Linked DNA regions of Homo sapiens: regions 1, 2, 3, 4, 5 and 7 are each linked to region 6. The links are chromatin contacts, found by Hi-C or POLR2A ChIA-PET in ENCODE. All regions are on one chromosome and are shown on one strand. The core of a region is the stretch at or near the end of the contact, and the rest is flanking DNA. Distances in the headings are between cores, read along the strand shown. Region 1 holds the start of AKT1S1 (AKT1 substrate 1). Region 2 holds the start of PTOV1 (PTOV1 extended AT-hook containing adaptor protein). Region 3 holds the start of AP2A1 (adaptor related protein complex 2 subunit alpha 1). Region 4 holds the start of CALM3 (calmodulin 3). Region 5 holds the start of RPL13A (ribosomal protein L13a). Region 6 holds the start of ODAD1 (outer dynein arm docking complex subunit 1). Region 7 holds the start of AP2S1 (adaptor related protein complex 2 subunit sigma 1).

What was found. Hi-C counts contacts between places; a loop is a spot of excess contacts on that map. ChIA-PET counts read pairs that join two places held with the same protein, here RNA polymerase II (POLR2A). Pooled maps may share reads with other maps.
Region 1: a loop to region 6 is called in a pooled map, with 14 times the contacts of the local background. The contact joins the promoter of AKT1S1 here to the promoter of ODAD1 in region 6. A Hi-C loop is called at or near these places in 3 of 168 maps with a recorded cell type or tissue (CD4-positive, alpha-beta memory T cell, CD8-positive, alpha-beta T cell and naive thymus-derived CD4-positive, alpha-beta T cell), 2 of 37 single-sample maps with no recorded cell type and 15 of 50 pooled maps.
Region 2: a loop to region 6 is called in a pooled map, with 12 times the contacts of the local background. The contact joins the promoter of PTOV1 here to the promoter of ODAD1 in region 6. A Hi-C loop is called at or near these places in 3 of 168 maps with a recorded cell type or tissue (CD4-positive, alpha-beta memory T cell, CD8-positive, alpha-beta T cell and naive thymus-derived CD4-positive, alpha-beta T cell), 1 of 37 single-sample maps with no recorded cell type and 6 of 50 pooled maps. POLR2A ChIA-PET finds 5 or more read pairs at or near these places in 1 of 52 experiments (activated CD4-positive, alpha-beta T cell).
Region 3: a loop to region 6 is called in a pooled map, with 9 times the contacts of the local background. The contact joins the promoter of AP2A1 here to the promoter of ODAD1 in region 6. A Hi-C loop is called at or near these places in 1 of 168 maps with a recorded cell type or tissue (naive thymus-derived CD4-positive, alpha-beta T cell), 1 of 37 single-sample maps with no recorded cell type and 8 of 50 pooled maps.
Region 4: a pooled map shows a loop between it and region 6 (7-fold over the local background). The contact joins the promoter of CALM3 here to the promoter of ODAD1 in region 6. A Hi-C loop is called at or near these places in 1 of 168 maps with a recorded cell type or tissue (B cell), 1 of 37 single-sample maps with no recorded cell type and 9 of 50 pooled maps.
Region 5: a loop to region 6 is called in a pooled map, with 7 times the contacts of the local background. The contact joins the promoter of RPL13A here to the promoter of ODAD1 in region 6. A Hi-C loop is called at or near these places in 6 of 50 pooled maps. POLR2A ChIA-PET finds 5 or more read pairs at or near these places in 2 of 52 experiments (H1 and activated B cell).
Region 7: a loop to region 6 is called in a pooled map, with 5 times the contacts of the local background. The contact joins the promoter of AP2S1 here to the promoter of ODAD1 in region 6. A Hi-C loop is called at or near these places in 2 of 37 single-sample maps with no recorded cell type and 10 of 50 pooled maps.

The regions. Positions count from the first base shown.
Region 1 is chr19:49,876,105-49,879,614 of GRCh38, reverse strand. It overlaps AKT1S1 (AKT1 substrate 1), which reads left to right and starts at 2,260. Exons shown (of 5, transcript NM_001098633.4): 1 at 2,260-2,378. TBC1D17 (TBC1 domain family member 17) reads right to left here and starts at 1,913. Exons shown (of 17, transcript NM_024682.3): 1 at 1,871-1,913; 2 at 1,374-1,472; 3 at 1,043-1,117. The coding sequence starts at 1,891. RefSeq lists a silencer at 1,427-1,716 and enhancers at 760-1,719, 1,937-2,276, 2,457-3,096, 2,680-3,510.
Region 2 is chr19:49,848,861-49,852,408 of GRCh38, reverse strand. It overlaps PTOV1 (PTOV1 extended AT-hook containing adaptor protein), which reads right to left and starts at 1,250. Exons shown (of 12, transcript NM_001394010.1): 1 at 910-1,250. The coding sequence starts at 1,080. It overlaps PTOV1-AS1 (PTOV1 antisense RNA 1), which reads left to right and starts at 733. Exons shown (of 4, transcript NR_040037.1): 1 at 733-841. RefSeq lists silencers at 1,052-1,341, 1,782-1,861 and enhancers at 1,442-1,551, 3,353-3,432.
Region 3 is chr19:49,764,373-49,768,288 of GRCh38, reverse strand. AP2A1 (adaptor related protein complex 2 subunit alpha 1) reads right to left here and starts at 1,288. Exons shown (of 23, transcript NM_130787.3): 1 at 1,089-1,288. The coding sequence starts at 1,155. It also overlaps the pseudogene RNU6-841P. RefSeq lists enhancers at 824-1,592, 1,646-2,623 and a silencer at 1,154-1,733.
Region 4 is chr19:46,599,718-46,603,300 of GRCh38, reverse strand. CALM3 (calmodulin 3) reads right to left here and starts at 1,971. Exons shown (of 6, transcript NM_005184.4): 1 at 1,864-1,971. The coding sequence starts at 1,866. It also overlaps the pseudogene PPP5D1P. RefSeq lists enhancers at 409-478, 2,207-2,706 and a silencer at 1,937-2,076.
Region 5 is chr19:49,485,122-49,489,153 of GRCh38, reverse strand. RPL13A (ribosomal protein L13a) reads right to left here and starts at 1,546. Exons shown (of 8, transcript NM_012423.4): 1 at 1,510-1,546. The coding sequence starts at 1,524. FLT3LG (fms related receptor tyrosine kinase 3 ligand) reads right to left here. Exons shown (of 9, transcript NM_001459.4): 9 at 2,923-3,139. RefSeq lists enhancers at 966-1,570, 1,479-1,598, 1,659-2,158.
Region 6 is chr19:48,320,613-48,324,107 of GRCh38, reverse strand. ODAD1 (outer dynein arm docking complex subunit 1) reads left to right here and starts at 2,137. Exons shown (of 16, transcript NM_001364171.2): 1 at 2,137-2,430; 2 at 3,297-3,336. LOC124904735 (a long non-coding RNA gene) reads right to left here and starts at 2,640. Exons shown (of 2, transcript XR_007067284.1): 1 at 2,131-2,640; 2 at 586-1,318. RefSeq lists enhancers at 1,633-1,692, 1,703-1,762, 1,982-2,276, 2,283-2,522 and silencers at 1,873-2,162, 2,633-2,752.
Region 7 is chr19:46,849,449-46,853,236 of GRCh38, reverse strand. AP2S1 (adaptor related protein complex 2 subunit sigma 1) reads left to right here and starts at 2,391. Exons shown (of 5, transcript NM_004069.6): 1 at 2,391-2,473. The coding sequence starts at 2,471. RefSeq lists an enhancer at 2,067-2,376.

The sequences.
Region 1 (3,510 bases), core at 1,011-3,510, 1.6 Mb before region 6:
AAAAAAAAAAACAATAACAACAACAAAAAAAACACACTACATTTCCCAGGTTTCTTTGCAGCTGGAATCCAGGACACAGGACAAATTCTACCAACCAGATGCAGGCCAACCTGGAAAGCGGAAGTGATGTAACGCAACTTCCTGGTGCCTTGGCTGTGTTTGGCTGTGGAGCAAGGTGGAGAGTCATCTTCATCTTCATCTTCATCCTCCTGCCCTGGGGCAGCGCAGGTGGTCAGCTCAGCCTTCCAGTGTCTCGTCACTAGCTCTGTGGGTGCCGACTGACTTCCGGCCCCTGGGTGGAACTCATCAGCTCCAATGGAGGTCTCATTCCCCACTAAAGAACCCCCCTACAGAGGCATCCAACTTCTCCGTGTGCCTTGAAGGTTGTTCTGCTGTCCCTGAAATACCTTCTTGTCCTTTCATATCCTGGGAGTCCCAGCTCAAATGTCTGCTCTCCCAGGAAGCGTTGGGGATCTGGAATCAGACTGTCTGGGTGCAAAAAGTTCCAACACTTCCTAGCGTTTTCGACCTCATCTATCAGTTTCTCAAAAAGTGAGTAAGGGTCAGGGCTTAGGTGGGTCTGGATCTGACTTATCTCTGGGTCTCAGAATTGCCCAGGACGGGGTCCAGCCATGGGAAGTCCCAGGAGACATAACGAAGGGAAAGCCGGGAGCAGTGACGAAGTGGGTGAGTAGGCTGTCAGGCCCTGTCCTCTGGCACCAGAGGAAATGCCATTTCCCTTCAAGCAACTCGAATCCACATCTTGCACCCTGGCAGGGATCTCCCAAGAAGCAAAGGGAGAGAGGGGTCAGCCGTCCCCACGACCGTGCGTCTTATGCTCCCTGCTCTTTTTCCTTGAATGGGCATCCTCTGCCCATTTCACAGAGAGGAGCAAAAGGAGAGGCAGAGTACCCAAGCCTAAACAGGGTCACACATGCCCCACGAGTAGGTCTGGGATTGTACGCAGGTCCCTCAAATGACTTACAACAGCACGGACCTAGAAAAAAAGCGAGTGGAGAAGGGCAAAGCGGGTGGAGCCTACCTTCTTGGAGAAGAGGATTTGGGTGGAATCTCCAGCCTCCTCTACAGGAGCCCAGTGCAGGAGGACGTCATTGTCCTAGGGTAAGGAGGGAGGCGGGGTTAGAGGCGCTCCCCAAACCACATTCCCAAAACTTTCCGTTGCAAATTTCCAAACTTTCCCAGTTTCTACCCTCAGCCTTTCAAAGTCCCGCCCCTCATTCCAGTTCCCACACCCAGCCTTCTTCAGGTCCCACTGCTGACCGCCAGACCAAACTCCTACAGCTGCCGCCTGCATCCCAGACCGCCTGCATCCCGCTCGGAGCGGGTCCGAGCCCTGCTCCCTCCCAGCGCACCTTTTCCACGACACGGATGACACCAGCGATGAGAGAGTCTCGGTCCTGATACTTCTTAGCGCTGGTGTGCAGGTACACTCCGCCCTTCTCAAACACCACCTGAGTTGGGGGGAACCAGCGAGGGCTGGGGCCCAAGCGAGGGGACCAGCCTGGGGAGCCAATAGGGACGGGCCCAGGGAGGAGCCACCCTCAGGGGGCGGGGCCGGGAGGGCCATTGCCCCGGGACCAAGGCGGGGAGAATGGTCCAGCCCGCGTTCGGATGCTGACGTGCGTTCCACAGGGGGCAGGGCTCAAGGAGTCGCCTGAGCCGGGGGGGCGGGGCCATGGGAGGTTCTTCCCTGGGGCGGTGGACGGGAGGGTGACGGCGCGTTTATAAGAGATCGGTGTTTGCCAAGGCCGTGCCGGATTCTCGAGAGCCAAGGCCTGAGAGAAGAGCTGATCACTAGACGGGGCGTTTCGCATACACTGAAGCGAGGGAATGCGTCCTCAGTGCTTACCCTGTAGCCGGCTCCTTCCATAGTCGCCGCCGAAGGCCCCACTGCCCCGCCTCCTCCTTTTCCTAGTCAGCGTGTTGTCACTTCCGGAGAAAACAGTTCCCCTCCGGGCCGGACAGTGGTAGCGGCCCGACCCGTTCTAGAGAAGGAGCGGGTGAAACCATTTTTCAGAAGGGGGTTATTCCACTGGAACCTCGAGGGTGGATCGGAGTCACGTGGCGCAGACGCTGAAGGTGGATCCGGCTACGGAGAGTGCGCAGGCGCAGTGTTCGCCCTCTCGCCACGAAGTAAACAAGTGGGAGGGTCTGAGAGCTGCACCACCTGGGGCAAGCACGCCTTGAAACGCCCACTTCCTTCTCCATATTGTATACTGGAATTGAAGCCAAGGAGGTACCATTTTGCTCGAGGGCATGGCCTAAGCCGGTCAGCTAAGGCCATGTTAATACGGGGCTGTCCCATCTCTCTGCGGGGCGCGACAGCTGGAAGAGCCGAACGGATAAGAGAAGAGGAGGTGAGAGGAGCTGTACACCACAAGAGGCACTGAGGGACTCAGGATAACGGGATGAAGCCGTCAGTGCCCCCAGAAACGAAGCGGCCCCGGACGAATTTCTGAGTCACCGTCGCGAGAAAGCGGGCTGAGCCGCCATTTTGAAGCCTGGCAAACCGAAGCAAGAAATGCTGCCGTGTTGGATCTTTGCCAGCCTTCGTGCCGAATGGGAGCAGGTTGGAGGGAGGGAGAGCCAATATACACTATGGGCTGATTAAGCCCGGTTGGCTGCCATGTTGTTAACGAGCACCGATTTCCTCTACTTTTGTCGAAGAAGTTTATTGTGGGTCAGGGACGTCAGGTCGCTTGCCTTCGTTTACTGTGGTCATGATTGAGCATATGAGGACGGCCATTATTGTTGGGGGCAAATGGAAATGCTCTAGGCGGGGCCATTTTTCTTAGGGGCAAGCTGTCGTCACCCTTGTCAACTGGTTCGGATGAAGCCCCTGTGGCCGCCATCTTGATCTCGGGCGGCCCCGATAAGGGAGGCGGAGTGTGCGGAGAGGAGGCGGGGCAACTGCGCGGACGTGACGCAAGGCGCCGCCATGTCTTTTGAGGGCGGTGACGGCGCCGGGCCGGCCATGCTGGCTACGGGCACGTGAGTGGAGGCGGCGTTGTTAACCGCGGTGTGGGGAGGATTTGGCCGTCCTGAGGCAGCGGGGCGCTGGGAGGGCGAGCGGCTCACGGGAGGGGTATGGCCTGCACAGATCAGAGGGCAGAGGTCTGCCAGCGATCCTTTGCTGAGCGCTGGAAGGGGGTCGCCCGTGGGAATCGTCCTGTCAGACCTGAGGCAAATCGTAGACAGTCTCACCTTGCGGTTCCAGAGCGCCTGGGATCTCTACCTGGGCCGTGGACCACGTCCACGGGGTCGGGGGATGGTTTGGGGGGCCTCGGGGCGCCCCTCACCCGTCCAAAGGCGGGACTTCCGGTCCTGGCCTCCGTCTGGGCGGGATTTCCTGTTTTCTTCCTAGACCAGTGGGTCCTCCCTGGACCCCGGGCGAGGTTGGGAGGTCTCGGGGCAGCTGAGCGTGGCCCCAGGCGCTCACCCCATGGCTACCGCGTTCATGCTCAGGTTCCTCACATCTTGGGGTGTGGG
Region 2 (3,548 bases), core at 1-2,500, 1.5 Mb before region 6:
AACTAGATGCGAATGCTGCAGGAAGGGGCGAAGGCAGTGGAGTGAAGGGGTACGTTTAAGTTGTGGGAGGTGATCTAAGTCTCGGTATCCATGTTTATGACCCCAGGAAGCCTGTTTAAGGTTTCAGTAGGGCTGCCACAGCTCTGTGCCATCCACACCGCTGAGGCAGTGTATTTAAGAAGCGGACCCGAGCGCGAACCCAGGGGAAATCTCACATCGGGGCAAGCGTGTGCACGGTGCAAAGTCGCGATGTGCGGTTTTACAGCCCCAGGTAAACCTTACGGTTTCTGAAAAGCATGTGCATCTTTTGGGTCCGGAGAAGCGTGTGCAGCCCAAAGTACCTGCGAAGCTGAATGTTTACGTTTAAGGTCTGGGCTCACGGCAGTCCATCAAAGCATCCCACATGTGGGCGCGGGCGCGTATTCTAGGTGCGCACTCCACGGGCACGGAGCGGCCGCCAGGGGAGAACGCCCACGGGTGCGACATCTGGGGGCGCTGGTACAAAGCGCGGGCCCCTCCCTCGCCGCTGTCCCCCAAAACCGCCCCCATTTCCAGGTTTCCTGCCCGGAGAGCGAGCAACTCTCCAATAGGAAAAACAAGCGAGCGTGCCGGCTGCCTGTCTGCCGCCCCCAGCCCGCGTTTAAATCGGGCCGCGGAGTCAGCAGTAATATGAGCCCGCCCCGCCCCCGTCCCCCAACCCCCCACCCCGGCCCGAACGCGCAACAAAGGGGAGAGCGCGGCGCGAACCACCGGGTGCTCCACGGGGGAACCCGGCCCCGGGCGGGACCACCCTTCGGGCCACAGGGGACACCCCGGAGCGGCGGGGGCTGCGGACAAAGGCGTGAGCCCGGGATAGGGGCTGGGGGGGCGGGGCCGTGGAAGGCTCTGGAAAAAGGGCGGGGGGCTCACCATGGGAGGGGCCGAGCGGGCCCGGATCCGCGGAGGCTGCGGGCCTCGGGGGCTGGCAGGCCAGGAGCGCGAGCGGACGGCGCGCACCACGAGGGGCCGCGGAGGGCGGCCGCGACCCCCGAGGGGGCCCCCGGCGCCGGAGCGGTACGGGGCACGGCGCGGACGGACCATGGCGGGCGCGGGCCGAGCGGGCGGGGAGCTGCCGCGGGCCACAAGGGGGGCTGCGGGCTCCACCGACTGAGGGGCGCGGGCGCGGGCGCGCGGCTTCGGGGGAGACGGGCTGAGCCGTACCAAGCTCGGGGGACGCGCCGCCGGAGTGGGGTCGCCGCGGCCGAACCACTGAGGCGAGCGGGGGAGCCCGGCGCGTACCAAGCGCGTCCGAGGGGGCGTGGCCGGAGCGTACCAAGGCGGCGCGGGGGAGCGGGGCCCGGGCGGGAGCGGAGTGTGGGCTCGGCGGTCCTGCGGGCCTCTCCGGCGCGGGGGAGTCCTGGGAAGACGCGCGAGCCACAACTTCAGGGGGCGTGGCGGGAACGGGAGCCCCTACCGAATGGGGTGGCAGAAGAACGAAGGCGACACCAAGCTGGCCCCTTGCGGGGGTCGGGACGGCGGGAGACCTCATCCGGAGCCCTGGGCCCGCAGAGCCAGGAGACCGCGCCAAAATACATCAGGGAAGAGGGGAGGACGGAATAATGGGCCTGGGGACAAAGGAACCCACTGAAAGGGAACCCACTGAGGGTACGGATTGCACCCGAGCCTGAGACAGCTGAAGGTTTGCAGTCGGTGACGTGGCGAGGTGGGCAAGGGACTCCAACTCCCAGCGGGCCCCGCGCGGCCTGGGCGGGGCCAGCTGTCCCTGGAGGCTCCGCCCATTAGCCCCGGCGCCCAGGCTCCGCCCGCCGTCCCTGGCGACTCCAAGCTTCTCGCCACTCACGTCGCTCCCCGGCCTTCCGTGGATTCGCTCATTCGCTCTGCTAAAATGGAATGACTACTTACTAGTAGTTGTATAAGATTTTTCCCTCGATTTTTGTTCCTTAAACGTGGGTAATACCTAACCCTAGAGTGGTTATGGGGATCGAGCCCGAGGGGCTGTGCTTGACTGCTTGGCGCAGTCACTACTCAAATGTTAGCTTTTCTTTAAAAACAACAACAAAAATCTGTTATGAGTACCCTGTCCAGTTCTGTGCTCGGCGACGACCGAATCAGACCACGTCCCTCACAGGCCCCACGGTCCACTGGGGAGAGACATAATCACAGGCTGTGCTAAGTGTTAACTAGCGCACATCCACAGGGCGATGGGATATGACCATAGCGAGGTAAAGTTAGCAAGCAAGGGAAGTCAAGAAAACGACCTGTGAGCAACCTGCCATTCCAGATGGCTGGAAAAGTGTGCAAAGAGGACAGAACAGCAAAGACAAATCCTGAAAGTAGAAGGAATAAAAGGGAGCCAGTGTGGGCGGAGTCGAGTGAAGGTAGAGAGGAGAAATAGACACAGCTGTAGGAGGTTAGAGACGGAGTCCCTACTTCTGTTTCGGATGTTGACTAAACAATGTAGATAGATATTGATGTCATAGCCTGGAGAGAGAAATTCGGGAGTCATCAGTGTTTGAATGGAGACTGGATGAGCTCACAAAGAGACTGGGACACTCATCCCTTTAGCAGTCACGACAATGAGAAGCAACCAGCAAAGGACACGGAGGAGTGGCCAGTGAAATGGCAGAAGAACCCGTAGGCCTGTCCATGTTTTCCTGCCCAGGGGCTCCCGAGGGCTGACTGGAGCCCAGCCTTAAACCCCAAATCCAACCTGCATTGTGGCCAAACGGAGTCAGTGCTCCCTGAACACAAACTGCAAGTTAGTTATCAACAGGTACCTCCAATGCCCTGTCAATCACCCATGTGAGGACAACCTGGCAGCAGGAAGGAGAAAAAACAGGAGCTGCTTTAATCTCCCGGAATCCTCACTTCTCCCCATTCTTGTTGGTCCAAACCATCAAGATCTCTTGCCTGGGTGACGTCTCCTAACTCTTGCTGCCTTCTCTGTCACTACAATAATCAAAACCATCCAATGGCTTCCCAGTGCCTTTAGAATTAAATCCAAACTTGGTACTGTGGCCCCTGCTGCCGCCCCCCAAAAAATCTCTCTCCCATCCTTCCTGTTCTCTACCTGTTAATGCCTTCCCATCCCTCAGAACCCATCAGGACACACGTGAGTTTGAATGCCCTGAATTGTATAAGCATGGAGAGCGGTATACCAGGGTGTACTCCAGAGTGAGCAAAATGGGAACTCATGTCAGAAAGTGAAATGAAAATGTAGGCTGAAATTCTATCAGTAATACTGCAACAAAACTCTCTGAAACCATCTCACTTAACTCGGTCCACCAACTTGAAAGACACTTTCCTTTTCATCTGTGAAGCCCACTGCTGGGGCTAGCAGGCTACTATTATGACTAAGCAATTCCACTTCCATCTCTCAAGCTGTTTACTTCCTGAAAGGTAGCTGTTTGATCCAAACCTGTTTATGCCAGAAGTTCTTGTTTAATTTACTATCAAACTAATGAAATTAATGCAAGACAGTTGTTTATACACAAACCAGATTGCTTGCTTTGGAAAGACTAAAAGGGAGTTGTTAAAAGAAAAACATG
Region 3 (3,916 bases), core at 39-2,538, 1.4 Mb before region 6:
TCACCCACAGCCATTCCCAGGAGTTGAGAGCTGACTTGCCGCCAGGATTCCCATCGTCACGACAACTCTTCCTGGCAGGGACCACCGTCCCCATATTACTGTGGTCAAATAGAAAAGGGCTCAGATCCCTGCCTGTCCTGCTGCCTGACCCCTGACCTCTCTCTGGGATTAGACTTCCCCTATTCCCAGCTTTCCAGATATCTACCCCTCAAGCACTTCAGAACCCAACGCCTTCCTTGAGGTCTGGGCGCTCCTTCTTCTACCCTTTCCCCAATCCCCTACTCTAATGTCCTCTTCTTTCCTGGCCCCCCGTTCCCTGTCACAGGTTCTCCCAAGACCTTACACCGACAGCTCTTTTCCTCTGTGTTCCTTGGGTCCCTCCTTTCCCCTCAGCTGCCCCTCTAGCCCCCTCCACACTGCCTTCCATGTCTTCTAGGCAATCTCCCACCCTGAAGCCCCTCTATCCTTCACCAGGGTGTCCTTATAGTCTCCCCGTCCCATCATCTCCCTGCCCCAAACTCATGGACTTTCAACCACTCTCAGGCCTCCTCTATACCACTGGCCAGGAGCCTCGGTGACCTATCTAACCCCTTTCCCCTGTATGACACCCCCTATCCCAGGTCCTCAAGCCCTGCTTCATTAGGCTTCCGGCATTCCACTTCCTCCAGGTCCCCTCTGGCCTCTTCCCATTCCATCGCTCCACAGGGCACCCCCGCCATACACTTCTTTCACTTCTTCTCTACATTGGGAATCCCTCTAACCCCATCGTTTGTAAGATCCCCCAGCTTTTCAGTCTTTCCCAGGGGACACCTCTATGCTCCCATCCCCGGGACCTCACTGGCTTCCTCCCCTTTCAAGCCCTCCCGGACCCCTCTAGCTACTCCGTGTCGTCACCTCAAGAGGCACTCTATGACACCCCAAGCCCCTACGTGCCCCCCACTCTAAAGTTCTTCCTGGGGCCCATCTATGCTGTCCCTATACGGCCGCAGAGGCTTTTGATCCCCCGGGTCCCTCTGTGATCCCCAAACCCCTCAATTTCACGCTCCCCCCTCCCCCGCGTCTCCAGTGTCCCCCGGCCGCGCGCTCACAGTTCCGGATGTCGGAGATGAACACCGCGAGCCCCCGCATCCCATCGCCCTTGGACACGGCCGGCATGATGGCGGTGGTGTCGGCTCCAGGCCTGGCCGGACAGGGCACAGAGCAGCGGGGGCTGGCAAGCGGGGACCGGGCGGAAAGGACCCCAGGCAGCGCCAAGGAGCCGAGCCGGCCGCGGGGAGGGCTGGCTGGCGGGCGGGCGGGCGGGCTGGCAGGCCGTGGCACCGCCCCCTGCCCCTCCCCTCCGCCCGCGGTCCGGAGCTCTGAGCCGCCCACTGGCTTGAGCTCCTGCCGCTCACAGGCGGGTTTCTCCCCCACTTCCTCTCTCATTGGCCGCCAAGCAAAGGCACGACGCTACGATTGGCCCAGTGTTCCGCTATTTCCGTTTGGGAGCTGGGGAGGGGGGGGAGGAGGCGTTGCCCGAGAGACGGGCGGGGTTCGATTGCGTATCATGGGCCCGCCCCCTCCGCGCGGCCAGGTCAAACACTGATTGGATCTAGCGGCTCTCCAAGGAGGAAGGGAGGGACGTGAAGGAAGGCGGGGAACGGTCCTAGGAGGCGGGACTTAGGTTGACTGGGACCAATGAACGGGTAGACCTGCCCCGCAGGCGTCGCGGATTGGCGAGATCTGTCCTACTTCAGCCCTCCATTGGGCGGCTGTGGGGCGGGCGGAAGGCGAAGATCAGTAGAGAAGGAAAGAGGGGAGGGTGTCACTCCGCTCGGCTGGGATAGGTGGAGCGACGCCTGCAATTCCCTGCTGCAGAGAAGGGGTTGGGCGAGGCAAGAGAGCGTGCGGTGTTTACTGCGCAAGCGTCTCCGTGTTCCCTTTCTCCCTCCACTGTCACCCCCGACTGCTGAAATCCTCTTCTAGGAAGCCTTCCTCCCCTCCCCCCTTCTCTGCAGCCAACGTGTCGGGACTTGAGTTGTCAGGAGACCTAGAATCTCAGAGTGAAAAACAGTAATTCAAGGCTAGTCCCATTAAGCAGAAGTTAAAACTTAGGTCGAGAGGGCGAATGACTTGCCCAGGGCCACACAGCTTGGAAGTGAAAAAGCAGAAATAAACGTAAACCGTATCTTGGCTTACTTTTCAATATATGTTGCCTTTTTTTTTTTGTCCAACCGCAGTGTCTCTCGGGCAGCCTCCATTGTAGCAGATATCAAACCAAAATTGATTGTCTCCTCCAGACTGGGAACTCCTTCTGGGCAAGAATGGGACCTGGCCTTGAACAGTTTCAACAACATTTGTTAAAAGAAGAAATAGGTGAATCTGCTTTGGCCCAGCCCCAGCCTCCATCCCCAACCCCCAGCTCCCCAGAGACTCTTTGGTAAACTGGCTTTGGGGAAGGCAAAACGGCCAGAACTCCCAACGCCCCAGGAGATTGAGAAATTTGGGACAAAGGGAACTGGAAGAGTCCATTTCTGTCACCTGTAGGAACAAAACTCCACCCCATCAGCCTTTTCTAATCTCAGAAGCCAAGAATTCCTGGAATGAGCCTTGGGGGTGTGTTCTGGACCTTTGGAATGGCCATTCTGAATCCTGGGAGATGGAAAGGAGGTTGAGAAGAGCCCACCTTCCAGGCTCAATGGATGCGTCCATTTGGGTTTCCAGGAATGGGGCCTGGGAAAGTCCATTTTGGATTCCAGGAGGACAGAAATTGCTCAGCTGTTTTAGTCACAGGGAGAGTCCATTTCTAATATGGGAGGGGGGTGCTGTTTGCCCCTGAAGAACATAAAGCAGCCCCATTAAACACAAGAAAAATTATTAATCCCAGGACTTGAAGTTCTTTTTTTTTTTTTTTGAGATGGAGTCTCGCTCTGTCGCCCAGGCTGGGGTGCAGTGGCGCGATCTCAGCTCACTGCAACCTCCGCCTCCCGGGTTCACGCCATTCTCCTGCCTCAGCCTCCCAAGTAGCTGGGACTACAGGCGCACGCCACCATGCCTGGCTAATTTTTTGTGTTTTTAGTAGAGACGGGGTTTCACCGTGTTAGCCAGGATGGTCTCGATCTCCTGACCTTGTGATCCGCCCACCTCGGCCTCCCAAAGTGCTGGAATTACAGGCGTGAGCCACTGCGCCCGGCCTTTTTTTTTTTTCTTTTTTTTGAGACAGAGTCTCTCTCTGTCCCCCAGGCTGGAGTTCAGTGACTCAATCTCGGCTCACTGTAACCTCTTCCTCCCGAGTTAAAGCGATTTTCCTGCCTCAGCCTCCTAAGTAGCTGGGATTACAGGCACCCGTCATCATGCTCGCCTAATTTTTGTATTTTTGTAGAGACAGTGTTTCACTATGTTGGCCAGGCTGGTCTTGAACTCCTAACCTCAGGTGATCCGCCCGCCTCGGCCTCCCAAAGTGCTGGGATTACAGGTGTGAGACACCGCGCCCAGCCAGGAGTTCTTTATTATAGAAAGATTAAGTGTTCCAAGAACTGGAGTCCATTCATGACCAGGAAGAAGTACTTTCTCCCTGGGGATAACAGCATTTAAAATGTCTATTAGCAGTGATGTTTGAACTAGTCTTTTTGAGAAGTGTGAAGAGAACAGGAAAAGTCTGTCCCTAAATAGCAGGGCAGTGCTCGCTTCGACAGCACATGTATTAACATTGGAACGATACAGAGAAGATTAGCATGGGCCCTGCGCAAAGACCACATGCAAATTTGTGACATGTTCCATATATTTTTTAAATACTTTGGGCGGGCGGGGCGCAGTGGCTCACACCTGTAATTCCAATGCTTTGGGAGGCTGAAGTGGGCAGATCACGAGGTCAGGAGTTGGAGACTAGCCTAGCCAACACAGTGAAACCCTGTCTCTACTAAAAATACAAAAAAAA
Region 4 (3,583 bases), core at 722-3,221, 1.7 Mb after region 6:
TTCTGGAGGTAGGGGGCCTGCTAGTGCTTCAGGGCCCCTTTTAGCCAGGTTCTGCTGGGGGAAAATGGGGTAGCGGCAAGAGGAGCCATCAGGTCTGTGTCAGCAAGTATGAGATCTGATACACAGCAGCGGCTGCCTGTTCTCCCCAGCCTTGCCAGGGAGGATGGCTGCACACGGTTCCCAGGCTCAGCCTGGTGGGGCTGTGGGTGTTGTGGGTGGCAGGGAGTAGGAAAGAACTAGTCTGCTGGTTTTCTCTCAAAGCCCTGTGAATTAACAGACACGCTCAGCGAGGGCCCTGAATGGAACAAGTGGCCCTCAGGCCGATCAAGGGGTCTCCCCAGAGGCACTCTCTGATCAAGCTCTGCAGCCCCCACCCCGAGGGCACGGGAATAGGCATCTGATTGTCACTGACGCCACACTGTACTGCACTGTCATTTGGCACAAGTGACGAGGTGCAGCATGGTGCGTGGGGCTGGGGATCATGAGAAAACCGGCGCTCCTGCTGGGAAAAGGCAGTGCTCTTGGCCTGAAAAGGGCAGCGACAGAGTGAGGCTTCTAGGCTTGAAAAAGCTGGCTCATTCGAGGCACCCCAAACTTTGATCTCCCATCCCCATTTCATGAGGCTTCAGTGCGCAATAGGGGCCCGAACAGCTCCGCCCACCTGCTCCCACTGCCCCGGTGTCTTCCACCCAGCCGCGTTCTTCCTGAGGAAGGAGGACGGTAGAAAAGCTTCCTCCGGGCCCTGCAGCCCACTCCCCATCCACACTGAGCCGTCTTTGTCCTGGCCTGTCCCTGGAGACTGGCAGGGTGCTACCCACATCCACCCCCAAACCTAGGCCCCCCTGACTGCCATTCATTTTCTCCTTCCACCTCACCTCCCAACCACCCAAGCCCAAGTCCTCCCCCACCCCTCACCTTGGAAATCCATCTTCTCTTGGACCCAAACACAACACTCCCACCCCGTTAAAAAAATTCTGTCTTTCTAGAGCAACAGTCTTAACCCACTAGTAACCTCGGAACCTTTTCTAGCTACTTCCAAATTAACCCCAAGGGTCCCTGTCCCCCGACTACTGGCGAGCCCCACTCTCACCATCCCTTTTCACCACCTCCACGACCCTGATCCTTCTCCGTCCCGGAAGCCTTCAAGAGTATCTTCTAATCTCCGCTGCCACCCACCCCAGGCTCTTCCTCCCATAAGCTTGCACCTCACCCTCCTCCTCCTCTGCAGTGCTGGGCTCTGGAGACCACCCTCCCCCACCCTCCCCCACCCTCGGGAGTCTCATCTGTAGAAGTGACCGCCCATCCTTGACCCTCTCCTCTGCTCCACAGGAGCCCAGGGGTCGCCCCTCCCCGCCCGGGCCCAGCTACCCTCCACCACCCCATCCAGGAGCAGCCCAGCCTCCCTTCGTCCCCCGTTCCCCGCATCCTCTCAGGACCAAACGCCTTCATCAGGGCCCGAATAGCTCCCCTCCCCAGCCCATCTTTCTTATTTCGTCCCCTGGGGTCCAAACACCTCCATCCTGAAACCCAACGCCCCATCCTGGGTCCAAAATCCTTTTGAGGGGTCCCACTGAGGGTCCCGATCCTCCATCCGGGGTTCAAATGTCCCCTTTAGGGGCTCAGATACCCATTTGTGGACTTAAACATCCCATTTGGTGCTAAAGTCGCTTCTGGAAACCTCTGGTGATCCAGACGTCCCGCTCTGGGTTCAACAGCCCCCGACAACGCGGGTAGAAAAGGGTCCCGAGGCTCTCGCCGGGCCCGGACGCCCCCCACTCTGGGCTCTGTCGCCCCCTCAGGGGTCCTGCCCCGTTAAGCCCGCCTCAGAGCCCGCAGCCTCGGCGACCCCCCAGCCTCACTCACCATGGCGAGGCCCGGGGTGTCCGGAGCACGGGGATCAAGGTTCCTCCGGCGGCGGCAGCAGCTGCAGCAGTTCCAGCTCCGCCGCGCGTCCGCGCCTCCACACTCACTGCCCGCAGCGCGCGCCGCCGCCGCCGCCGCCTCCCGCCCCAACGGTCCCTCAACGGCCGCCGCGCGCGCCCCGCCTCGCTCGGCCCCGCCCCACCCGGCCCGCGCGCCGCCGCACTGCGGCTCCCACGGATCCCTCCGCGCCCCGCTCCACACCTACGGGCCCGCGAATCTCTCGTCCCCACCCTGCACAGGAATTGGGTTTGCCGCCGGGCGCGCGCGCGCTCGCTCCCGTCGCCGGACTACTTTCCCTCGCCGCGCGCCCCGCCTCCCGGGCCCACTTCACTTTCTTCGGCGGAGGGGCACAGCTCGGCGGTGCGTGACGCGTCCCTCTGTGAGCCGCGTCACTATTGGGCCTGGCCCATGGCGGAAATGAGAGCTTGGCGCCCATTGGTCCGACCTTCCCTGCAATGCGTCAAACTGGGGCGAGCCACTGCAAGGTGGTGGTGGGTAAGTCTGAACTCTGTGGCCGCGTGGGGCTTTGAGGAGTAACGAGGCGAAGGGGGAAACGGCGTCGCCGTTAGAGAAGCAAATACGTCGTTTCTGTGGCCAGGAGGTGGTAAAAAGGCTGGCGACAAATGCAGAAGGGCTTTCTCGGCTCTCCCCTTTAACCGACGGACGATGGTTCAATCCAAAATGCTAGGGTTTAGAAGCTCCGCCCCTAACTGGGCCTTTGGAGGTGGCGGGGTCTCCAAGGTGCCACCTAACGCTCAGAGGTTCCGCCCTCCGTGGTCTTGTCTCTGCGTCCTAAGACGCACTCAGCCGGTGGGCGGGACCCCTGGGCCCGCTTCATTCTTGATCCGCTCAGGGTCTGTGAAATTAGGACCATCCCAGGACAGCCTGTGGGAACGGGGTATTCATTCAGTCATTCGTGCTATAAGCATCAATTAGGCGCCTGCTGTATGCAGGGACCTGAGCTTGGCTGGGCTGGGGAGACCATACTCCCCAACCAGCCTCTCCAGACAGACGACCTCTTTCCTTATTCCAGTGTTCCAGCCATAGGAGGAAAAAGAACTGAAACTTTGTTTATAGGAGCTCAGAAAATGATCACCCCTGCCCCCTCCCCCGTTTAGGATAGGAGCTGACAGTCTCCTGCGTGTCCCCTCCCCACCATGTTGATGGTTAAGAGATGGGCAAACGAGTCAGGCTGGACCAATCATTATGCTCCACCTGGAACAGAATGGAGACTGAACCAATGAGAGTCCTTCCCTGGGGTTTGGATCTGCAGCCTGGGCACAAGAAGCCTTTTCCTTTTGGGTGGGTCCTTCCCATAGATTCTGACTATGGTCATTTTCCCACTCTGCCCCCTATCTTGAGGAACAAAGTGTCTAGAGAAGAAGAGAAAAATAAAACTGACACAGTGGAGAGGTAAAGAAGATGGCCGGGCGCGGTGGCTCATGCCTTTAATCCTAACACTTGTTACTCAGTCTCAAATCTCATGTTAAAATGTGATCACCAATGTTGGAGGTGGGGCCTGGTGGGAGGTGTTTGGGTCATAGGGGTGGATCCCTCATGAATGACTTGGTGCTGTCCTCACGGTAACAAGTGAGTTCTTATTCTGTTAGTTCACACAAGATCTGTATTTTTTTTGAGACGGAGTCTTGCTCTGTCACAT
Region 5 (4,032 bases), core at 297-2,796, 1.2 Mb before region 6:
ATTTAATTTGGAAGAAAACCGAATTTCAGGTGGGATGAGATTAGGCAGAGTAGTCAAAAGCCCATGCTAGCTCTGCTATAGAGCACTCTGCTTTCCCCGGTAAACTGCTCAGGCACCGAACCTCAGCTTCCTCCGGAGTAGAAATCCTGGCCGGGCACAGGGGCTCACGCCTGTAATCCCAGCACTTTGAGAGGCCTAGGTGGGCAGATCAGTTGAGGTCAGGAGTTCGAGACCATCCTGGCCAATATGGTGAAACCCTGTCTCTACTAAAAACACAAAAATTAGCCAAGCGTCGTGGCAGGCACCTGCAGTCCCAGGTACTCGGGAAGCTGAGGCAGGAGAATCACTTGAACTTGGGAAGCAGAGGTTGCAATGAGCCAAGATCGCACCATTGCACTCCAGCCTGGGTGTCACAGCGAGACTCCGTCTCAGAAAAAACACTAAAAGTAGAAATCCTCATTGTTTTAATGCAAAAGCATGAAGCACACACTGGTTGTTACACATGCTTTGTAAGCGTTGGTACAAAGACTCTAAAATCCAGACAGACTTCCTGAAGTCGTGACCTTGGCCCAAAATCACCAATTCCAATTTAATTTCCTCCTCTGTAAAACAAGGATACCAGTAACTGCCTCAGGAATATGGTTAACTGAACTACGCAAAACATTGCGAACTGTGCTAGGCACAAAGACACATGCTTGGTGAACACAACTTGCCTAGATCGGCCTGGCTCTGAAATGTCACCCGCCCCAACAACAGACTACTCACAAAGAAACCTTTCCAGGGCCAATCCCTCCTTTATACTTAAGTAGCTACACCAGGAGCCAGGGAAAGGGCCCCCAGGTGTCAGGCCCAAAAGATGTCCCATCCTTGTGGAACCATTCATCACAGCTCTCGACTTCCAGTAACACGCCTCAGGACAATCGCCAATCCCCAAAACGACGGAAAACGAGTTCATTCCAGAGTGCCCCGCAGCCAACAGCTCTCGACCCCCCGCAGAAAGGCATTGAGAATTAAAAGAACCGGAGCTGCAGGGGACCCCGATTAACACCTCCACGTGAAATCAAAGTAGCCCGCGCACTGAGCGGGATAAAAATACCTTCCATTTTGGCCAAAACTCAGTTTCTCATTGCCCCGAGACCGCCCGGCCACACTTCCGCGTGTTCCTCATCGCTGAGGACACACAAGGGTCCAATTCGGCCAAGACTCTACCCCAGGGCCCCCACCCACTACCCGAGTTCAAGGTAAGCAAAATCTAGTTGCAAAATACCTGTCCTGTGCTGGAAGCTCTATCACCCTCGCCTCGAGAAGGAAATGCCACATTGTAGCCAACCCTAGGCCTAAAGAGAGCCGCGGCATTTCCTACAGATTCCCCTTATCCCAAAAGACTTCCATTTTGCTTCATTATGGATGTTAAGCTCCGCAAAACATGCAAGACAGAGAGGGTGCGACCCCATTCCGGCCTGGATCCCACCCGGCCCCTTGCCGCCCCGGCCCGCGCGGAGCCCATACCTGCACCTCCGCCATCTTCGGCAGCCGCTTGGAAAAGGAGGAGGTTTTGTCGCAGGGTTTCTTATCCCTTGAAACAGGGGCGGCAGAAGTGACGCAACGCGGTTGCGCGGACGGCTTCCTGTGTTTTCATTGGTCGAAGCGTTCTGCGCGTGCGCAGAGATTCCCCAGGGAAGGCGGGCCCTCTTCCGAATGTCCAATCCGGACATTCTTCCGGTTGGACCTCCGCGGTCAGCGCTGTGCCCGGCGAGAGATCACGTGGGGCGCGGAGGCGGTGCTGCTGGGGCACGGCCGTCCAGCCTCGGCGGCCATATTTTTGAGGGGCTGTTCATCTCGTTCACACGCTCTGTCCGCCATGTTTGTGAGTGGAAGCGCCATTACCCCTTCAAGCGACTGAAGGCTGCAGGGCCTCTGGTGGCCCGCATGGGGAGACCAGACCCGCCAGGCCCGCCTTTCCGCACTCAGTCCGGGCTTACTTTATTTTGTGAGACAGGGTCTCGCTGTGTTGTCCACACCAGAGTGCTGTGGGGCGATCATGGCTCACCGCAGCCTCCACTTCCTGGGCTCAAGGGATCCTCCTGCCTCAGCCTCTCGAGTAACTTGGACTACAGGGGCGCGCCACCATGCCTGGCTAATATATATATATATATATATTTTGTTGTGGCCCGGGAACGGGGGGAGTCTGACATGTTGGCCAGGCTGATCTCGAACTCCTGGGCTCAAGCGATCCTCCCGTTTCGGCCTCCCAAAGTGCTGGGATTACCGGCGTGAGCCCCGGAGCCTTGCCCATTCTAGGCTTAGAGATTTGGATTCCTGTGTCTGGTCGACTTCACTGTGACCTGGAGAAACCCTTGGCCTTATCTGGGCCTCAGTTTATCCATCTGTAAAACAGATGGAGGTGGTCTTCCCCAGGGGCTCTAAGAGTGGATCAAGGAATGGCTTCTAGTTGCCTGGCTGCACCAATCCACTGAGCGTTCCTCAGAGGAACTTCTCACTTTCTGGACTGTCGGCCTTTGCTTCAGCTGGGTCCCTTGCCCAGGATGCCCTCCCCACCCCCTCCAAATCTGGCTTGTCACCATCGCAATGCCATTTGGCTCTGGAAAGCCTCTCTGCTCTCCCTGCCTGGGTGAGTTGCCCCTCACACTGCCTCTGTTTTATCTCCATAGTAGCCTATGGCATCCTGCACCCAGGCTCGCTGAATCCCTTGTCTTCTCGTCCATAGCCAAGGAGACCTGGGGCACCTGGGCTGGTTCTGACTCAAATCCAGGCTCTGACATTGCCCAGCGCCGGCCCGGGGCTCCAGGGGACCTCAGAAAACACGTATTGAATGAAACATTGCATTGCAATTCAAAAACCAAGATTCTGAAATCAAAACTACCCCATTCACACCCATCCATAGACAGACCTGGCCAGAGCTGGTAGAAAAGGATGATTTATATACAATTTCATGGGGACAAGGGCTTTGTACAGAGTTGGGTAAATGGGGCCGGTGCTGGATTCTGGCGTTGCCTCCATTCTGGGGAGGGAATGAGAGGGGCCCAAGGAAGGGACCGGCCTCTAGCCAACTTCCTCTGTGTCCAGGCTATGCATCCTCTGGCTGGTGACTCCCCTCTGTGTGCCTCAGTATCCTCCCCTGTAAAATGGGATGATAGATGTCTGTCTCACTGCGTTGTTTAAGGCTCCGCTGAGAGAGGAGAGGGAAAGTAGCTTAGCTTGGGGCGGGCCACAGATTTATGCCCAAAACAACTCCATTCCCAGCAAGCGCTTACTATGTGCTAGGGCATTGCTGTCCAAGAGAACGTGGCCATGATAGAAATGTTCCCTATATTTCCCCGGGCGCGGTGGCTCATGCCTATAATCCCAGCAGTTTGGGAGGCTGAGGCTGGTGGATCACCTTAGGTTGGGAGTTTGAGACCAGCCTGACCAACAGGGAGAAACCCCATCTCTACTAAAAATACAAAATTAGGGCCAGGCACAGTGGCTCACGCCTGTAATTCCAGCACTTTAGGAGGTCGAGGCGGGCGGATCACCTGAGGTTGGGAGTTTGAGACCAGCCTAGCTAACATGGAGAAACCGTTTCTACTAAAACTACAAAATTAGCTGAGGCAGGAGAATTGCTTGAACCCGGGAGGCGGAGGTTGCAGTGAGTCGAGATTGCACCATTGCACTCCAGCCTTGGCAATAAAAGCAAAAGTCTGTCTCAAAAGAAAAAAACAAAAACAAAAACAAAATTTGCTAGGCATGGTGGTGCATGTCTGTAATCCCAGCTACTTGGGAGGCTGAGGCAGGAGAATCGCTTGAACCTGGGAGGCAGAGGTTGCGGTGAGCCAAGATCGTGCCATTGCACTCCAGCCTGGGCGACAAGAGCGAAACTCCCATCTCAAAAAAAAAAAAAAAAAGAAAAAAAAGAAAAAGAAACGTTCTCTATTTTTGCTCTTTAATACGGGAGTAACAAGCCACATGTGAATACTGAACACTTGAGATGGGGCCGGTGCACTACTCAGGAGGCTGAGGCAGGAGGATCAC
Region 6 (3,495 bases), core at 888-3,387:
ATGGTGAAACCCTGTCTCTACTAAAAATACAAAAATTAGCCAGGCATGGTAGTGGGCGCCTGTAACCCAGCTACTCAGGAGGCTGAGACAGGAGAATTGCTTGAACCCGGGAGGCGGAGGTTGCAGTAAGCTGAAATCACGCTACTGCACTCCATCCTGGGTGACAGAGCAAGACTCCATCTTAAAGAAAAAAAAAAATAAAAGAAGAAAAGAAAAATAAATACAATAATAAATCAAACAGAGTGATGGAGATAATGACAGAGTGCAGGGAAGACTACTTGAAACAGGAAAATCAGGGAAGGCCTCTTGGAGGAGGTAACATTTGAGCTGAAGACAGGAGTCATTTGAACGCTGGGGTTGGGGAGTGGTGGGGGGGCGTCGGGGGGAGAGGAAGTGCAAAAGCTCTTAAAGCTTTTGAGAACAAGCTCAGGTTGTTTAGGGAGCAGACAGAAGGGCCAGTGTGGCTGGAGCACAGGGAGACAGAGGGAGTGGTGAGAAGGGAAATCAAAGGGTGCCCTTGAAGACTAGGGGAGGGGCTTGGATTTCATTCTAAGTGCAGTGGAAAGCCATTAGGTTTTAACAGAGTGTAGTACCAAAGATTTTTATTTTTTTTTTGAGATGGAGTCTTGCTCTGTCATCCAGGCTGGAGTGCAGTGGCATGATCTCAGCTCACTGCAACCTCCACCTCCCGGTTCAAGCGATTCTCCTGCCTCAGCCTCCTGAGTAGCTGGGATTACAGGTGCCCGCCACCACGCCCAGCCAATTTTTGTATTTTTAGTAGAGACGGGGGTTTCTCCATGTTGGCCAGGCTGGCCTCGAACTCCTGACCTCCAGTGATCTGCCTGCCTTGGCCTCCCAAAATGATGGGATTACAGGCGTAAGACACTGTGCCTGGCCCCAAAGGTTTACTGTTAACTATTATTATTAATTTTGGGGATATTAAATTAGGGTCGGGGTGATGACTACTATGTACACGAGTCTCTTGGGAGGGGACCAGGTGCCCAGAACTCTGATAAATTGAGAGCAGGGGAATTCAAATCCTGGATCCAGGGAAGGGAACTGGATGATGGGATGTCTGGGTATCTGATGGGCCAGAGCTGGGTTTGGGATAGCTGTTGGTGATTCGGGCTCCCTGAGGGGGTGAGGGATGGACAGTTCAGTGCTTGGCTGGGTACCCCAAGACCTGGAAGCTGGAATACCAGTATAGCACAGACTCTAGAGCCACACTGGTTGGACTCAAAATCCAAGCTGTTTTACTCAATGGCTGTGTAATTTTTGGCAAGTTACTAATAACTTCTCTATGCCTCAGTCTCTTCATCTGAAAAATAGAGATAATAGTAAATACATTATAGGGCAGTTCTTAGGGTAGTGCTAGTCATATCAGGCATTGGGGCTCTGAGTGGAGTCAGTACTGGGGGACCCTGATTCAGGATCTCTAGGAGTTGGGGAAGGGGCAAATTCTTGGGTCCATTGGGTCTCAAGGCTAAAGTTGGGAATCCAAAATGAGGGTCCCTGGGGGAGAATAAGTAGTCTCAAACTTAAGTGCCTGAGAGACAGAAACTGGGGTCCGCACTCAGATCCCTAAGGAAGTTGCAAAGTCTGGGTCACTGAAGGAAAAATTAGGGGCTGGGGAGACATACGTTCCTCTTGGGGAGCAGGAAAAGAGGGCTCCACTTTCTTGAGAGGACTAGGGGGAGCCAGGGGCTAGGAAGATGGAAACTTGAGCCGGGGAGGTGAAAAACACGAGTCTAGGACTCAGAATCAAGTTCCCTGAGTGGGATCGGCGCCAGGCTTGGGTACCCTGGGGATATTAGGGGGGTCCCCGCACTATGGCTATGTAGAAGGGGAAGAATCAAAGGATCTGAGGGTGGCGGCGGGATCTCCCCATCCTGGGCCTCCGAGATTATGAGCTGAGCTGAGCGTACGCAGGCCGCTTCCTCCCACAGGAAACCGCAGGCTTCGGGCACACCCAGCCTGCAGGGAGAGGCGCCCACTGCCCGCCCGCCCGGGGAGGCCCACGTGGGCAGCAGCCGCCGCCGCGGAGGGGGCGTGCCTTACAGAGCGAGTGGGTGTAACCAGAGGGGGCGTGGCCAGAAACCGGGGGGCGGTATGGAGTGCCCGAGGTCTCACCCACTTCCGCCCTCCAGCGCGCGGACGTGGTAGGCGGCCAAGCGTTTTTGGCTGCTTCCCGGGAAGCCGTTGGTCGCGCTTGCGTAGTGAACCGCTGAGGCTGTGTTGAGCGCTCCTTCTCCGCGCAACTCCCGGCTTCGACACCGCCTTCCTTCCTATGAATCCTTAATTTAACGTGGTCACAGTCAGCTTAAGACCGGCACCTCTCGGGCTCCGTCTTGTAGGACCTCGGCCTGGCTTCGAGGGCTTCCATACAGGTCACCGCAGGCTCTTTCAACTCCCGCCGCTTCCAGGCCCGCGGTACTAGTGAGACCTCAGCCTCGACCTCCCCAGGACCATTTCGACCTCCCGCAGGCCTTCAAGGCCTGAGCGCCTCCCGATTAGCCCGCCCTTCACCGCCCTTCCACCGGGCCCCTCGTAAGGCCTTCCAAACGCGACCCTCGAAGCCCGCCCCTTACGGGGAAGCCCCTCCGCTCGCTGTCTGCGAAGCCCCGTCCTGTACTGGTGTCCGTGCCCCTCCCCTCGCCGGCCCCGAAGCCCCGCCCCTCGAAGTTCTTCCCACTCACTCTCCTCACAGGTCTCAGCCCCGCCCATCACAGCTCCCTACGGCACGCCCCTCTCAGGCCTCACAGCCGTGCACCTCTCAGGGCTCCGCAGCACCGCTCCACAGGCCCTCCCGGCTCCGCCCCTTTCAGGACCTCGCCGCCCATCAGTTTTGTTTGTTTGTTTGTTTGTTTTTTGAGACGGAGTCTCGCTCTGTCGCCCAGGCTGGAGTGCAGTGGCGGGATCTCGGCTCACTGCAACCTCCGCCTCCCGGGTTCAAGCGATTCTCCTGCCCCAGCCTCCTGAGTAGCTGGGATTACAGGCACGAGCCGCCATGTCCGGCTAATTTTTTGTACTTTTAGTAGAGACGGGGTTTCACCATGTTGGCCAGGTTGGTCTCGAACTCGTGACCTCAAGTGATGCGCCCGCCTCGGCCTCCCAAAATGCTGGGATTGCAGGCGTGAGCCACCGCGCCTGGCCTTGCCCATCAGTTCTCAGTCCGTGGGAACCCTGCAGGTCTACGCCTCGCATCCTTCTCCGCCCCTCCTCCCATAGTTTCTCCCGCGGCCTCAGTCCCTCCCTGGCCGCTGTCCTCAGTCCTCATTGGTCCCTTATCTCCCCAGTAACCAGACCACAACACTGAACTTGGAGCACCAAGAACAGGTCAGGCCCGTCGGCAGGTAGGGCCCAGGACTCCCCCGACCCTGCCCAACCCCCACTACAGCAGGCCGGGGTTTCCCCCTCTCCTGCGACCAAACAGCCTGGCCTCAGATATCCTGAGAGCCCAGGAGGCCTGTCCCCTGCCAAACCCGCGCCAGAATC
Region 7 (3,788 bases), core at 1,142-3,641, 1.5 Mb after region 6:
CAAATGTTTATTGAACACCAGAGTTGTGCCAAGTATTAAGTTGAACACTGGAGATCAGGACTGGGACTAAGGGGAGGCAAGTGACGTGTTGAGGGCACAAAATTTAATGAGGCACATATTCTCAGTCCTGTGTAAGACAGGAATTGGCATCTAAGAGTGAGGTCCTTTTAAAATTTTGCAACCTGGACACTTTGCTTGTGTCATCCTAGTATCAACCCTGTTGGAGACAGAAAAGTACACAAGACAGAAATGATCTCTGGCCTCTTTTTGCCCCTATAATATTCAACAACTATGTGTTGGTTATTCTGCCAGTACTATACCTTAAATTTACATAATTCTACAATACATTTTGTTTTATTTATTTAATTTATTATTATTATTTCTTTGAAATGGAGTCTCTCTCTCTCTCTGTCCCCCAGGCTGGAGTGCAGTGGCACGATCTCGGCTCACTGCAACCTCCATCTCCAGGGTTCAAGTGCTTCTCCTGCCTCAGCCTCCCAAGTAGCTGGTATTACAGGCAAGTGCTACCAAGCCCGGCCAATTTTTGTATTTTTATTAGAGGTGCTGTTTCGCCACGTTGGGCAGGCTGGTCTCGAACTCCTGACCTCAGGTGATCTGCCTGCCTTGGCATTCCAAAGTGCTGAGATTACTGGAGTGAGCCACCATGCCTGGCATGCTTTGTTCTTATTAGGGCCAATCTCCCCTCAGTACTAATAGTAATAACTTTATTGACTGCTTACCATCTGTCATGTTCTAGGTAATGAAGATACAGTTATCAGACAGGGTCCCTGCCCTCAACAACTCACTACCTAATGAGAGATCTAGACAAACATACACACATACTCATAGGGCAAATAAAATAATTTTTAAAATGTAATAAAGGCCATTTAAAAAATCACGCCTGTAATCTCAATACTTTGGGAGGTGGAGGAGGGAGGATCGCTTGAGCTCAGGAGTTCAAGAGCAGCCTAGGCAACATAGCAAGACCCTGTCTCTACAAAAAGTACAAAAAATTAGCCAGGTGTGACGGCATGTGTATGTAGTCTCAGCTACTCGGGAGGCTGAAGTGGGAGGATCACTTGAGCCCAGCAGGTTGAGGCTTCAGTGAGCTGAGATCATGCCACTGCGCTACAGCCTGGGTGACCAAGGGAGACCCTCTTTCAGAAAAAAGCAAAAACAAAGACACACCAAAAAAACACTAAACTAACTGCTGACCTGGAGGGTTTTTTTTTTTTTTGACAGAGTTTCGCTCTTGTCATTCCAGCTAGGGTGCAATGGTGTGATCTCGGCTCACTGCAACCTCTGCCTCCCAGGTTCAAGCAATTCTCCTGCCTCAGCTTCCCGAGTTGCTGGGATTACAGGCACCTGCCATCACACCCAGCTAATTTTTATATTTTTAGTAGAAATGGTTTCACCGTGTTGGCCATGCTGGTCTCGAAGTCCTGACCTTAGGTGATCCACCCACCTCAGCTTCTCAAAGTGCTGGGATTACAAGCATGGGCCATCATGCCCCCGCCAAACTAGAGATTTTTTTTTTTTTTTGGAGTCTCTCTCTATTGCCCAGGCTGGAGTGCAGTGGCGAGATCTGGGCTCACTGCAACCTCTGCCTCCGGGCTTCAAGTGATTCTCCTGCCTCAGCCTCCCGAGTAGCTGGGACTACAGGTGCGCACCACCATGCCTGGCTAATTTTTTGTATTTTTAGTAGAGATGGGGTTTCGCCATGCTGGCTAGGCTGGTCTCGAACTCCTAACCAAGTGATCTGCCTGCCTCGGACTCCCAAAGTGCTGGGATTACAGGAGTAAGCCACCGCGCCGGGCCGGTTCAAATTTATGCTTTTAAACTGTTGTCTCCCGAGAGACACACGCAACGTATTTTAAGCAAAACACTGGCTTGGTGTTGTGGTGGCTCATGCCTGTAATCCTGGTGATTTGGAAGGCTGAGGGTCGCTTGAAGCTGAGTTCGAGATCAACCTAGGCAATATATCTAGACCCCTGTCTCTATTTTTAAAAAAATTAAAGAAATCACTGGATGAGGAATGGAAAGACATTTTCTATCTCCCCAGGACAGTTTTTTAAAATTTAAAACTACTATTCCCAGCATGCCCTTCTCCCCTGGGTGGGGGGAGGGGACCTAAGAGAACTACATTTCCCTGAATGCAACGCCTTCACCGCTGGTTCTTCAGCATCTCGGGAATTGTAGTCCTCTGTAAAGATGTTTGTCCACAAATCCCAGCATGCACTTGGGATCTGACTCGTTTGGTAGGAAAAGGACTGGCTCTGACTCTTCACCCATCTTCACCCAGGCTGGCCCCTTTGGTGAAACTACAACTCCCAGGGGTCTGTGCGCGAGAAGGCAGGCGGGTTTTTCTACCGGAAGTCCGCTCTAGCTCTGGGCCCTACAACTGCACCCTGAGCCGGAGCTGCCCAGTCGCCGCGGGACCGGGGCCGCTGGGGTCTGGACGGGGGTCGCCATGGTAACGGGGGAGCGCTACGCCGGGGACTGGCGGAGGGGGGGCCCACGCGTAAATAGCCGAGGCTGGATCGGGCGCTGACAAGTCCCTTCTCTGCCGCGGATGGTCTGGGTCAGGCGCGGGCTCTGGGGATTGGGACCGATCCAGGGCCGGGAAGGAGGGCACAGGGCGGTGATTCTGCGCGCGGGGGTTACCAGGGGTCTCGCGGCGACGGGCATTGGGGGTGGTGTTCCAAGGGGAAAGGGCTGTGCAGGTGGGAAACGTTGTAGATGGTTGGAAGCTTTGAAACGAGAGGAAACTCGTGAGACACAGTCTTGTGGGTAGCGAGAAGGCATTGGAGGTGGGGAGAGGGCGTCCGAAAGAGGAAGGCGCTCTGGAAGTGTGGCGGGAGCGCTGGGACGAGAACGCGAGACCTTGGAAAAGGGGAGGGAGGTTTTCTTGATGGGAGGAGTCTCTAGAGACAAGGATCTGATTGCAGGTGGAGAGGGGATGTTGAGACAGGGGCAGGAGACTGCCTGTGAGAGAGGGATGATCTCAAGAAGAGACCTGGCACAGGAAACCAAAAGGAGGCAACTGTAGGGAATGAAACTTAAGGGTCTGGGAAAGCGCTGTAAAAGGAGAGAGGACCTGGAGGTAAGATGGACACTCGGAAAGAATGGGGAGCAACTGAATAGGTCTTTCCAAGAGGAGAGATCTTGTGGGGTGGGGAGTAGGCTTGAAAGTGTGAGACCTGGGGAGGAATCTTTGTTGGGGCAAAGACTCAACATTGGATTTAGGAGTGCCCCTATCCCCCAGGTTGGGGCTTTGGATCTAGGAAAGGGTTCTTTGGGCTGGAAGTTGGGAAAGAAAACGAATGAGAAAGAGTGTCAGAGCGGGGGCGGAGTCTCCTCCAGGAACAGGGTCCTTGGAGGCAAAATGTGACCTTTTGAAGAAGGGAGGAAGCTTGGGAGTGGGACAAGGGATGTCACCAGTAAAAAGCCCATTGAGGCCCCAAGGAGGGGAACTGAGACTGAGAAAGTGGAGGTCAAAAGGGAACAACTCCAGAGGAGGGGGATTGGAGACAGGGAAGGTTGGGGGGCATCTAGAGGGGACAGCAGAGGCGTGAGGATGCAGAGATTCAGGACGGAGGGGACTTGAGATTCCAAATGGGAAGAAAACAGGGAGAGGTATACAAGGGAATTTGGGAGTAAGAGGCAGAGCTTTTTGTCAACTCTGTGGGTTTGCTTCTAGTTCTCCTAACTGTGTGAATATGTCTCCGGCTCTGCTCCCAGGCTGTGGCTGCCTGGTGTAGGCCCCCCAACGTCCCTTCCTGCCTGGG